3 separate regions of the Homo sapiens genome follow, and regions 2 and 3 are each linked to region 1. Evidence: chromatin contacts called from ENCODE Hi-C or POLR2A ChIA-PET data. All regions are on one chromosome and are shown on one strand. The core of a region is the stretch at or near the end of the contact, and the rest is flanking DNA. Distances in the headings are between cores, read along the strand shown.

Region 1 (3,064 bases), core at 302-2,801:
CCACACAATTAATATGGGGCACATATTTGGAAAACCTTGGACCTAGAGTCCTGAGCAAAAAAATAAATCATGACTTTTTATTTATGAGACAAGGCAAATCTTTTTTTTTTTTTTTTTTTTTTTTTTTTTTTTTGAGACAGGAGTTTCACTCTTGTTGCCCAGGCTGGAGTGCAATGGCGTGATCTTGGCTCACTGCAACCTCCACCTCCTGGGTTCAAGCAATTCTCCTGCCTCAGCCTCCCGAGTAACTGGGATTACAGGTGTGTGCCACCACACCCAACTAATTTTTGTATTTTTAGTAGAGACAGGGTTTCACTGTGTTGGCCAGGCTGGTCTCGAACTCCTGACCTCAGGTGATCTGCCCACCTCGGCCTCCCAAACTGCTGGGATTACAGGCGTGAGCCACCATGCCCGGCCGAGACAAGGCAAATCTTAATATTTTTAAATATATATAGTTTGGAGGAGAACAAGCACTGAGATATATAAATGCCCAATTTCCTGCATCAAAGCAATAAGTAGAGATTGAATGAAATTTTCAACGATCATTAACACTATTCTTAGTTTCGAAAGTATTTGCTTGCTGGGTAGTGCTTTTGGTAATCATTCTCTAAATATTTATATTCCTGTGTCCTATCTTGAAGAAGTTCCTGATGGAAACTGGAAAGCAGAGCATTCACATCCAGGAATGTGGGAACTAAAGGAATTAGGGAAACCTGGAAAGAATCTTACCAGAGAAGCAGTGGGGGCCGGTTAGGGATTGCAAGAGTTCCTGCCCTTTTTCTCTCCCACTTTATTAATCTGGCCTTCCTAACAGAGACACAATATATTAAACAGGAAGGTTAAGAGAGATGGAAGAAAATGCAGGATCAATCCCATCTCCTGCTCATGAATGATGTCTGGTTTGGAAGAGACCATTTAATTCCCAATTCTGTGGAAAAGTGACCTTTGCGGATGAGCGAGTGTTGACAACCAGGCCATTTTTCTCCAGCTTCATGGACGGTGCGATTCTGAAAGCAAGGTTTGCTCATCTGAGGATTCAGAAGCTGATCGATACTCCGATTATGGCTGGGGAGGACCCTCATCGCCATTTAACTGAGTTGGAAAATGAAGCCACAAGGCTGGAGGCGTGGAGTTTGCTTAATAAACAACTTTGAGGTATGGGGCCCTCCCAACACCCTCCCCCCACCCGCCCCGCCCAGGAACGTCTGGACCCTGGCAGGTTGGCTTTCTGGGACAATTCCATGGGCTTCATTTATCAGTTTTTTCCCTTTTTAATTGGTGGAGAGAGACAAAAGTTTTTATAATCTTTATTAAATTTTCCTTTTTAAATAAATACTTGGGACCACATTTCTCTGCTAGAACCACAGAAATGGTGCTGCGGCCCCGACCGTCGGGGGCTCCGGCGTCACAGAGCCTGTCCCTTGTATCTGGGAGCCCCGGGGAAGGCGCAGGGGCGTGAGAAATGCTCTTTGTATTCAGAGCGGTCACCCAGCAGAGCCGGAGCCTTCCACCGCCAGGTTTTCCTCCGCGCAAGGCGCCGCCGGGAAGCGAATTGGCTCCGACAGTCGCGGGGGCGGGGGCGGCCTCAGACGCGGCGGGCTCGCGAGCTCAGGGGCGGAGTCGTGGCCCTCCCGTCCCGGCTCCCTCGGTAGGCTGCCTGCGCCCCCAAAGCCGCGCCCACGGCCCGCCCACCCGCCGCCTGCCCCTCCCCTCCCCGGTCCGCCTCTTCCCGCTCCTCCCGGCCCGCCGGAGCGGCCGTCTCCTTCTTCCTCCACGGCCCACCTCTTCTCCCCCACGATCTTCCTCCCCTAGCGTCCACAGGCCGCCTCCGCCGCCTACGACCCTCCTCCTGCTGATTCCCCCCCACCACCGCCCGCCTCGTCGCCCCCGCGGAGCGCGCGGGAGGGAGGGACCGGGAGCGGCAGGGGCTGCACATGACCTGGGGCGCGGGAAGGAGCCCGCTGCCGTCTAGGCCCGCGAAGGGCCCCGGCAGCCGCCGACTTCTGAGGAAAAGCAGAACGGTGTTTGGTTTACTAAAGTAGCCGCCTCCTACCACTCTTCCTCCCCAGCCCCGCTCTCTGCTCCCCACACCCCCTTCCGTTTACTCCTAGTTACCAAGACCGTCCTTCTCTTAGGATTTCTGTTGAATAGAAAATACAATTAAAAGTCGCAGCACCACCCCTGCCTCCCGCCCCACAAACTCCTAGTGATTATTTTTGTCTCTTAGCCCTAGGTCGGGTTAAATACATTCCCCGGGAGCCATCTGGTCTGATTCCCGGCAACCTTCGTATGGTTTCCATTAAGCTCTCCAAAAGCATGCATTGAAAAGGCAGCCCTGTAGCCACTTAGGAACCTCCGGAGTTTTGCCCTGGCCAGCCCCAGTAGACATCCCAGGCAGAAGGAGAGAAAGGCCTCTGTTTAGGTTCCGAGTCTAGTACCTCATGATCCTGGTTTTAATCTCGAATTTCTTGGCTTTTCCTAGTCCAAGAAAATACAGTTCTCCAAGGTAATGGCTATCATTAATTCATCATTTGTTTTTTACTATACGCAGAGGATAGCTGATTAGAATTCTGTTTTAATTCTAAAAATGAAGGCTAACAGCTTTACAGATAGGTTGCAACAGTAACCTGGCCACACAAGTTCAATTTGACCAGCAACATTGGTATGGTGGGGTCTACACCTTCTCGCCTGTCTGTCCACCATTCCTTAACCCCCAAAAGGCAAAGAACAAATATTTGCTTGTGGAAACATATTCCCTCACACGTGGGTTAGGGCTTGTGTCCAAGAAAAAGGGAACCGGCAGGTTCATAGACTCTGAGTGTTGTAACTAGAGTGTTCCTTAGGATTCATCCGAGATGTATATCCATTGATTGAGGACACTCAGAAAGTGGAGGGGCTTCGGGAAGGTCACGTGGCTGATGAGTACAGTACTGCGGCCTAATTTGGGGATGGGAGGGTGGGGAAGAGACCTGGGCATCAAGAGCTTTATCATATACAGCAAGGAAGATTGTGGTCAAACCAATTCATTAGTGGCACATCCTGAATCTCCCCAGTCCCTCAGCCG
Region 2 (3,064 bases), core at 367-2,866, 180 kb after region 1:
AAAACAAAACAAAATTCCACTACCTAACACATTTATTTATAATTCAGTTCTCAAGCAGCAACTCAGTAACTTGATATCTACAACTCTTGCTGCATTCTCGGTAGAGAATGTCTTTTCAACTCACTTCCTTTTTGGTTTGACAGTTTTAATCAGATGCATTTAATTGGACCAATATACATCTCAGAGCATCCTCGTTCAGAAAGATTGTGAGTGCACAGTGAAAAAAATATATAACAAAGAGACACCTATTAATTTTCAAGCTTTTTGGTTTAAGCAAGTGGGGAAGGAAGCCTAAAAGTCCCATTTCTAAATCTACTCGCAAACTATTCCCACCAGTCAGTCCATATGAGTCTAGCCAGCAGGTTTTAATGAGAACAGGACTTGAATTCTTAGGACTCACCTGGCATAGGATTGGAGAGATGCTTTCTCACGGTCAACTCTCTAACAATCAGTGTCTCCAACACTCTCTTCTTGTGACCACAGGTATGTTCACCTGGTACCTACCAACCAACCTTCTGGTTTATTTTCATGTAAAAATCTTGTAAGTTTTCCCTTTCCTACTAATACACTTCTATAGCTAAATATCTAATGCCTTTTAAGATCATACATTTCCATTAGCATTATCAGTTATACTCATAATAAGTGCTGCAAATCATACAACCAACTTTTACATGCAGTTTTACATAAAAGTAGTTTGTAAGTTTACTACAAAAGTTATTAGCAAAACCAGTGCTACTAATTGACTTAATTCAACAAGCATTTACTGATCACCTACTATGTTCAGGGAACTGTTCCCTGCAAAGGGAAACAGAGACACAACAGTCTCTGGCATAAAAGTTTCTAATCAACAGAAGAGTGAGGGTTTCACAAGCATTCAAAGCATAATGACTGGTGCCACCATACAGAAACAGCAAGGGTTGTGTAAGCACAAAAGAGGGAATAATGAACTCCAGAGGTGCAGGTGGCTTTGGAAATGGACCTCAAAGGATGAGGGCGATTTTAATAGTAGACAAAAATTCATTAACAAGCAGCCTTGCTCCTCAGCAAATTATCAAAAAGGAAATATGCCAGTCATGGAGAAAGCTAATATTCAAGTGATATATGTTGGATAAATTAACCCAATGAAAAAATTGTATATTTTTATAAAATACACTATCTTCACATTTTAAAAATATACTATTGATTTGTCAAAGGTAGACCTTACCAACTATTTTACCATACTCACTAGTTTTGAAATCAAACTATTACATTATAAATACCTGGAGGCAAGGCTATGAGTTAGTCATTTTTGTGTTCCTTCTTGATTCCCTGCTCATAGTAGGGGTATCTGGGCTCCTGTGGTTGTAAATGACAGAAAACCAGCAGGACCGCATGAAGCAATAAGGGAATTTTCTCAGTTCCTGTACCAAACAATAAAAGGGGCACAATGGAGCCAGCATCAGATAGGATGTCGAAAGCACCATCAGGGCTCTCTCTCATTCGCCTCTAGTCTCTTCCTCTCAGGCCACTTTTCCCAGGAGGCTGAAAACCTGGCTGCAACCGGTTCTGGGTTTTCACTCTCAATGACTTCCCACTAGAGAAAGGTCTTTACGCCTCTGATTGGCCTGTTGGAGGTCATGTTCCCCTCCATGGGCCTATCACTGAAGCCAGGGGGCGGGTTCTACAATGGGCTCAATGTGGGTCACAGAAGAAAGGAGAGGGAAGAGGTATCAGGAAGACAAAAGCAATGACCTCTATAATGTTTAATAAAGGTTTCTTCTGCCGCATATCAGGCTGTTCTGAATCAATTTTATGATGCTAAGCATAAAACACATCCGCATTTAGGCCGGTTTTACTTGCCAAGTTTTAAATTGTCCCTTTGTAGCCTGAGAGCCTTAGCACATCCCCCACACCAGGTCTGCCTGAAACTAAGAGACCTCTCGCGTCTTCAAGGCTCCAAGTCCACAGTCTGAGGTAAATGCACGGCCGGCAATGGGCTTCACAGGACAGAGACTCGGAGATTACAGTTATCGAAACACGGATGTCCAGGACACCCAACCGCTGTCAGCGTGCCCAGGAAGAAAATGTAAGAACTGCTAGTTATTTAAAACTGCCAGGGTGCAGAAGACAACCAGATTCCTGTCACCAGTCCAGCTAGGGAAAAGGTGCTGCAAAGGCATGAGGAAGTGAGAGGAAGTCTGGAGACGAGAGTAGTCCACACACGGGGGGAGGGAGGGGCTCCTGGGTCAAGACGAGCATTTGGCACACAGCAACATTTTCAAATCATTATTCTAAATGACCGTGAGTAAAATAAAGGTAACACAAATGAACGCATCACTCCTCTGCAGAGTGAGTTCGAAAAAGTAGCTAAGTCAGTTTCAGTATTCTTCATATAAAGTGCTTAGCCAGACCTTCCATGGCCGAGGAACTGCCCGTGTTCCTCCCTCTACCTGCCCGTCTCAGCAGGAATGGCAACTCCTCCATCCTTTCAATTACTTAGACCCAAAACCATGCCACCTCCCTTGACTCTTCTCTTTCTCTCAGACCCCACATCCAATTCATTCTCGGATTCCGTTGGTTCTACCTTCAACAGAGGTACCAAATCTGGCCACTTTGCACCATTTCCACCACTACTACTAACCTGGTACCCAGTGCTGTCATCCCCCACCTGTACTATGGCAGTAGCCTTCCAACTGGTCTCCTCACTTCCCAACCTTGCTCCATTATTCTCAACCAGCAGCCAAAGTAAGTTCTCAAACTTCCACAATGGTTTCCCATGTTTCTCAGTATAAAATACAAAACTCTTACCTGAACCTCAAGGCATCCCTAATCATCTCCTTGTGACCTCCTCTCCTAACACTCTCCCTTACTAGGAAAATAAGCTCCTGCCTCAGGGCCTTTGCAATTGCTCTTCCTCTGCCTGAAACAGCCACATGCTTAATTCCCCTAATTCCTCAGGTCTGCCCTCAAACCTCACTGTTTTTTAGAATACAAGCTCCGAGGGAGGACTTTATTTTGGTTGCTGCTGCATCCTCGGCATTTAGGTTGGTACTGAACACAGAGCAGGCAGTCAATTATTATTTGT
Region 3 (3,064 bases), core at 245-2,744, 150 kb after region 1:
GGGCAGGCCGTTATCTTCCTTGGGTTCCTCCTTCACCAGCAAAGGCGAGACGCCAGCCCCTCCCTGGCTAGTCCTCTCTGGAGTGTTAGACGTCATCATGGTCCCCACTAGCTCTGTCCCTCCTCCTTCCCTTTGCTGCCCCAGGCAGGCACTGTCACTGAGGTGGGGAGATCCCTTGACATCTGGGTCTGGGATCTCCTCCTTCACCTTGGCTTCTGTCCTCAGGAAGTGCTGATGGCAACGCATGTGGAGTTTCAGGCTGAAGTGGCGTGAGGAAGTAAAAGGGCACAGCTGGCACTGAAAGGTCTCTCCCCGATCCTGGTGCTGATGAACCTGACGGAGAAGCAAGAAGAATGAGCTAGCCACCGTGCATTTATGGAAAATGCCTTGCTGTAGATCCAGACTATTCATCAATCATTTCCTCACCGTGCAAAGGGCTGGCCTTTGTACTGCAGAGCATTTCACTATGGGGCTCCAGGTAATGAGGCCAATCCCTAAACATAAAGTGGGTCCACATAGGTTAAGAGTCCATTATTAGGGCCATGCTCACAACTGAGGATGCAGCCGGCCAACGGATGCTATTTTGGGTAGCATCCCACTATTCTAGTCATCTGATCTCAGTTGATGTCTTCAGAGAAAATATTATAAACCCAGCACAATCCAAACTTACAAAATTACTAGTTGGGGATCAAAAGAGGTAACCTGTCAAGTAATTCCTCTCACAATAATGATACTTTGCATTCATCCAATTTTTTGTTAGTTATGTTCTGCAAACATAATTTCAGTTTTCAAAATGCTGCTCTTAGGTAATTAAGAATGTAGAAAATAATGTCTCCAGGGTATTCCCGTTTCAAAGACAGAGAAATTGAGGCCCCAGAATAAATGGATTGAGCGAAATTACATACAAAAAAAAAAAACAAAGTAGGAGAAAAACCAAGGTCTGACCCTCACCAAGTATTCTGAGCAAGAGGAAACCAATTTTTCCAAACGTGGCTATAATATCATGCTCCAGATTCTGACGTCTGCAATGAAAGAATGCAGACTTTTAAATCCAGTTCCAGTCTTGCATGCACATGATACCTGTAAAAATTGGGAGAAACTTTTTCTTCCTGTCACTACCAAATTTAGTGCTTAAAAAAGTGAGGAAATCATTGCATTGGCCTGAGCCAGGCTTTGAGCTGGCAGGTGCTCATAAGCTTGTAACTTCCCCATTTATCTCTGCCAATGCACTTTAGTGCTGACCTGCTACACTCTGCTATTTCAGGACTGGTCCTCCCTTAAGTAGAACTGCCAATTGTGTAGATGTGGGCCAAATGATTTGGGGAGCTGTGTGATCTGAACAAACAAGTGAGTGATTGGAACCCAAAAGCAAAACAAAACTGACACCTCCTCTTTTAGGGGTGACCTAAGCAGGACTCGAACCCAGGTCTCACCAAGGTTAAAGGCTCATGCGTTAATCCGCTGCACCACCTGGCCCCTCTCGGTAGGTTTCCTTTCCAAGAGAGCAAGTTTTACAACAGCTGTTTATGCATTCTGAATGCAATCCAAAAGCATTATTCACCAGCCAAAACATACTTTTAAATAATGTTAAGTGACCAACAAAAGCAAAGAAATTAAAAGTTAATGGTGAGATCCTGTCGCTACAGCACCCCACTGTGGCTTTTTGAAAAAAACAACAGAAGAGATTCTGGGTCCCCCAAAGCACGAGTTTCTTAACAGAAATAGCCATATACACTTAAACTCAGTTAGGCAAAGTCCTGATCATGGAAAGGCTTTCCCTCTGCTGGGGTGGAGTGCTGGGGGTGGGGAAACACACTGATTGTCACCAGCTGTTAACATCACCCCTTTCTGTTCTTTCACAACAAAAGGATTTCACTAGGAGCTGACCATTTCATTGCTTTCTCACAGAATCCCCACCATCTCCTCCGACCAATTCACGCAGAAGCAGGCACCTTGGGGACCTCAGGTCACAGTCCCATGGGACCCTGACCGGTGCTGCCAAAAGCATGCCCTGGAACCAGGTGATAAAGGTCACGAGTTAGAGAGCTTCCATTGTCCCTGAGAGCAGTGCAGTGGGGCAGATCCATTTCAGAAGTGTCCTTACATCTACTGACCCAGGAGAGGAGGGGAGCTAATCCAAGAACAGAAGCTCCGGAAGCAGCTTCTGGAAGAAGGAAAAGGACAGAGCACAAGCCCAAGTTCTAAAATCAAAAGGGAGTCCTGGATTAAAAACCGTCTATGTGCATGTATTTTATGTGACTTCTTTTTCACCAGATCCTGGCCTTGTTATATTTAGTTATGGACAAATTAGTGAAGCTTTAAAGGAAAAACAGTGGGTATTTTGTTGACTTTTGCACTTAACAATTTTTTTTGAGCTACAACTTCCCAAAAGGACTATATATCACATTTGGCCTTTGAGAGAAGTATTAGCTCTATCCTCTGACTGCAGTTTTTCCCCCTTCTCTCCTGACATTCGAGCACTTTTCTGTCATAATTTTTATTCTCTTTAGCTTGACATTTGCTTTAAAGATCTTCTTAGTCTACTAAAATGAAGACATGCTTCTCTAAAGCACGTCATTCTCTCCAGGCCATGTTTAGGGGCTCACCTATCCTCTGGTCATTTCACACAAACAACCCATATCAGGTGCTGTTACATCATTAGGGCCATCTCTTCACCATTGGGGCCATTTCTTGGTAGCAGTTGGATGCTTGGGTTGTGGTATTTCAGAGCTTGGGGAAATTTTGGGAAACCTCTACTCCATCCCCCACTAGGGGGACAGGTGAGGGCCTTCATGAGAAGTTAGAGCTCCTTAAATGGCAGACCTGAGGCTACTAGAACTCAGTACCCTGACTCTCGGTCAGTTTCCTGCTAATACTTCACCAGTGTTCTTTATCTTAGCAGTCTTCCTCACCTTTTCTGTTCAATTTTAGCTTATGAATTCATGTTGAATTCCTGTATGTTCACTTATCCAGGAAAATTTTAAAGGACTTAATGGAAATCTGAGATAACCCCAAGGAAATCTGGAGGCCTTTATAAGCTCCTTCCACAGCGGGTGATAAAAAC

What was found. A loop is a pair of places that touch in the nucleus more often than their neighbours do. ChIA-PET counts read pairs that join two places held with the same protein, here RNA polymerase II (POLR2A). Pooled maps may share reads with other maps.
Region 2: a loop to region 1 is called in a pooled map, with 2.9 times the contacts of the local background. The contact joins two enhancer-like sites. A Hi-C loop is called at or near these places in 1 of 37 single-sample maps with no recorded cell type and 3 of 50 pooled maps. POLR2A ChIA-PET finds 5 or more read pairs at or near these places in 3 of 52 experiments (BJ, H1 and HEK293T).
Region 3: a loop to region 1 is called in a map of ascending aorta, with 5 times the contacts of the local background. The contact joins two enhancer-like sites. A Hi-C loop is called at or near these places in 16 of 168 maps with a recorded cell type or tissue (IMR-90, MCF 10A, PC-3 and 11 more), 2 of 37 single-sample maps with no recorded cell type and 21 of 50 pooled maps. POLR2A ChIA-PET finds 5 or more read pairs at or near these places in 3 of 52 experiments (AG04449, MCF 10A and activated CD4-positive, alpha-beta T cell).

Annotation. Positions count from the first base shown.
Region 1 is chr4:145,731,465-145,734,528 of GRCh38, forward strand. C4orf51 (chromosome 4 open reading frame 51) reads left to right here. Exons shown (of 6, transcript NM_001080531.3): 6 at 989-1,333. The coding sequence ends at 1,096. Among named protein-coding and RNA genes, the nearest start is that of C4orf51, 53 kb to the left of the region's middle. RefSeq lists a silencer at 1,378-1,977 and an enhancer at 2,533-3,064. Within about 2 kb of position 1,552, at least 33 of the 41 ENCODE cell types and tissues checked have a DNase peak (open chromatin) inside an H3K27ac peak, as active enhancers do; they include ascending aorta and heart right ventricle, where a contact is called at or near this core.
Region 2 is chr4:145,907,940-145,911,003 of GRCh38, forward strand. The region is part of intron 1 of ZNF827 (zinc finger protein 827); the gene reads right to left. Among named protein-coding and RNA genes, the nearest start is that of ZNF827, 29 kb to the right of the region's middle. Within about 2 kb of position 1,617, at least 20 of the 41 ENCODE cell types and tissues checked have a DNase peak (open chromatin) inside an H3K27ac peak, as active enhancers do.
Region 3 is chr4:145,885,826-145,888,889 of GRCh38, forward strand. ZNF827 (zinc finger protein 827) reads right to left here. Exons shown (of 15, transcript NM_001306215.2): 4 at 1-333. Among named protein-coding and RNA genes, the nearest start is that of ZNF827, 51 kb to the right of the region's middle. RefSeq lists a silencer at 1,179-1,278. Within about 2 kb of position 1,495, at least 9 of the 41 ENCODE cell types and tissues checked have a DNase peak (open chromatin) inside an H3K27ac peak, as active enhancers do; they include ascending aorta and heart right ventricle, where a contact is called at or near this core.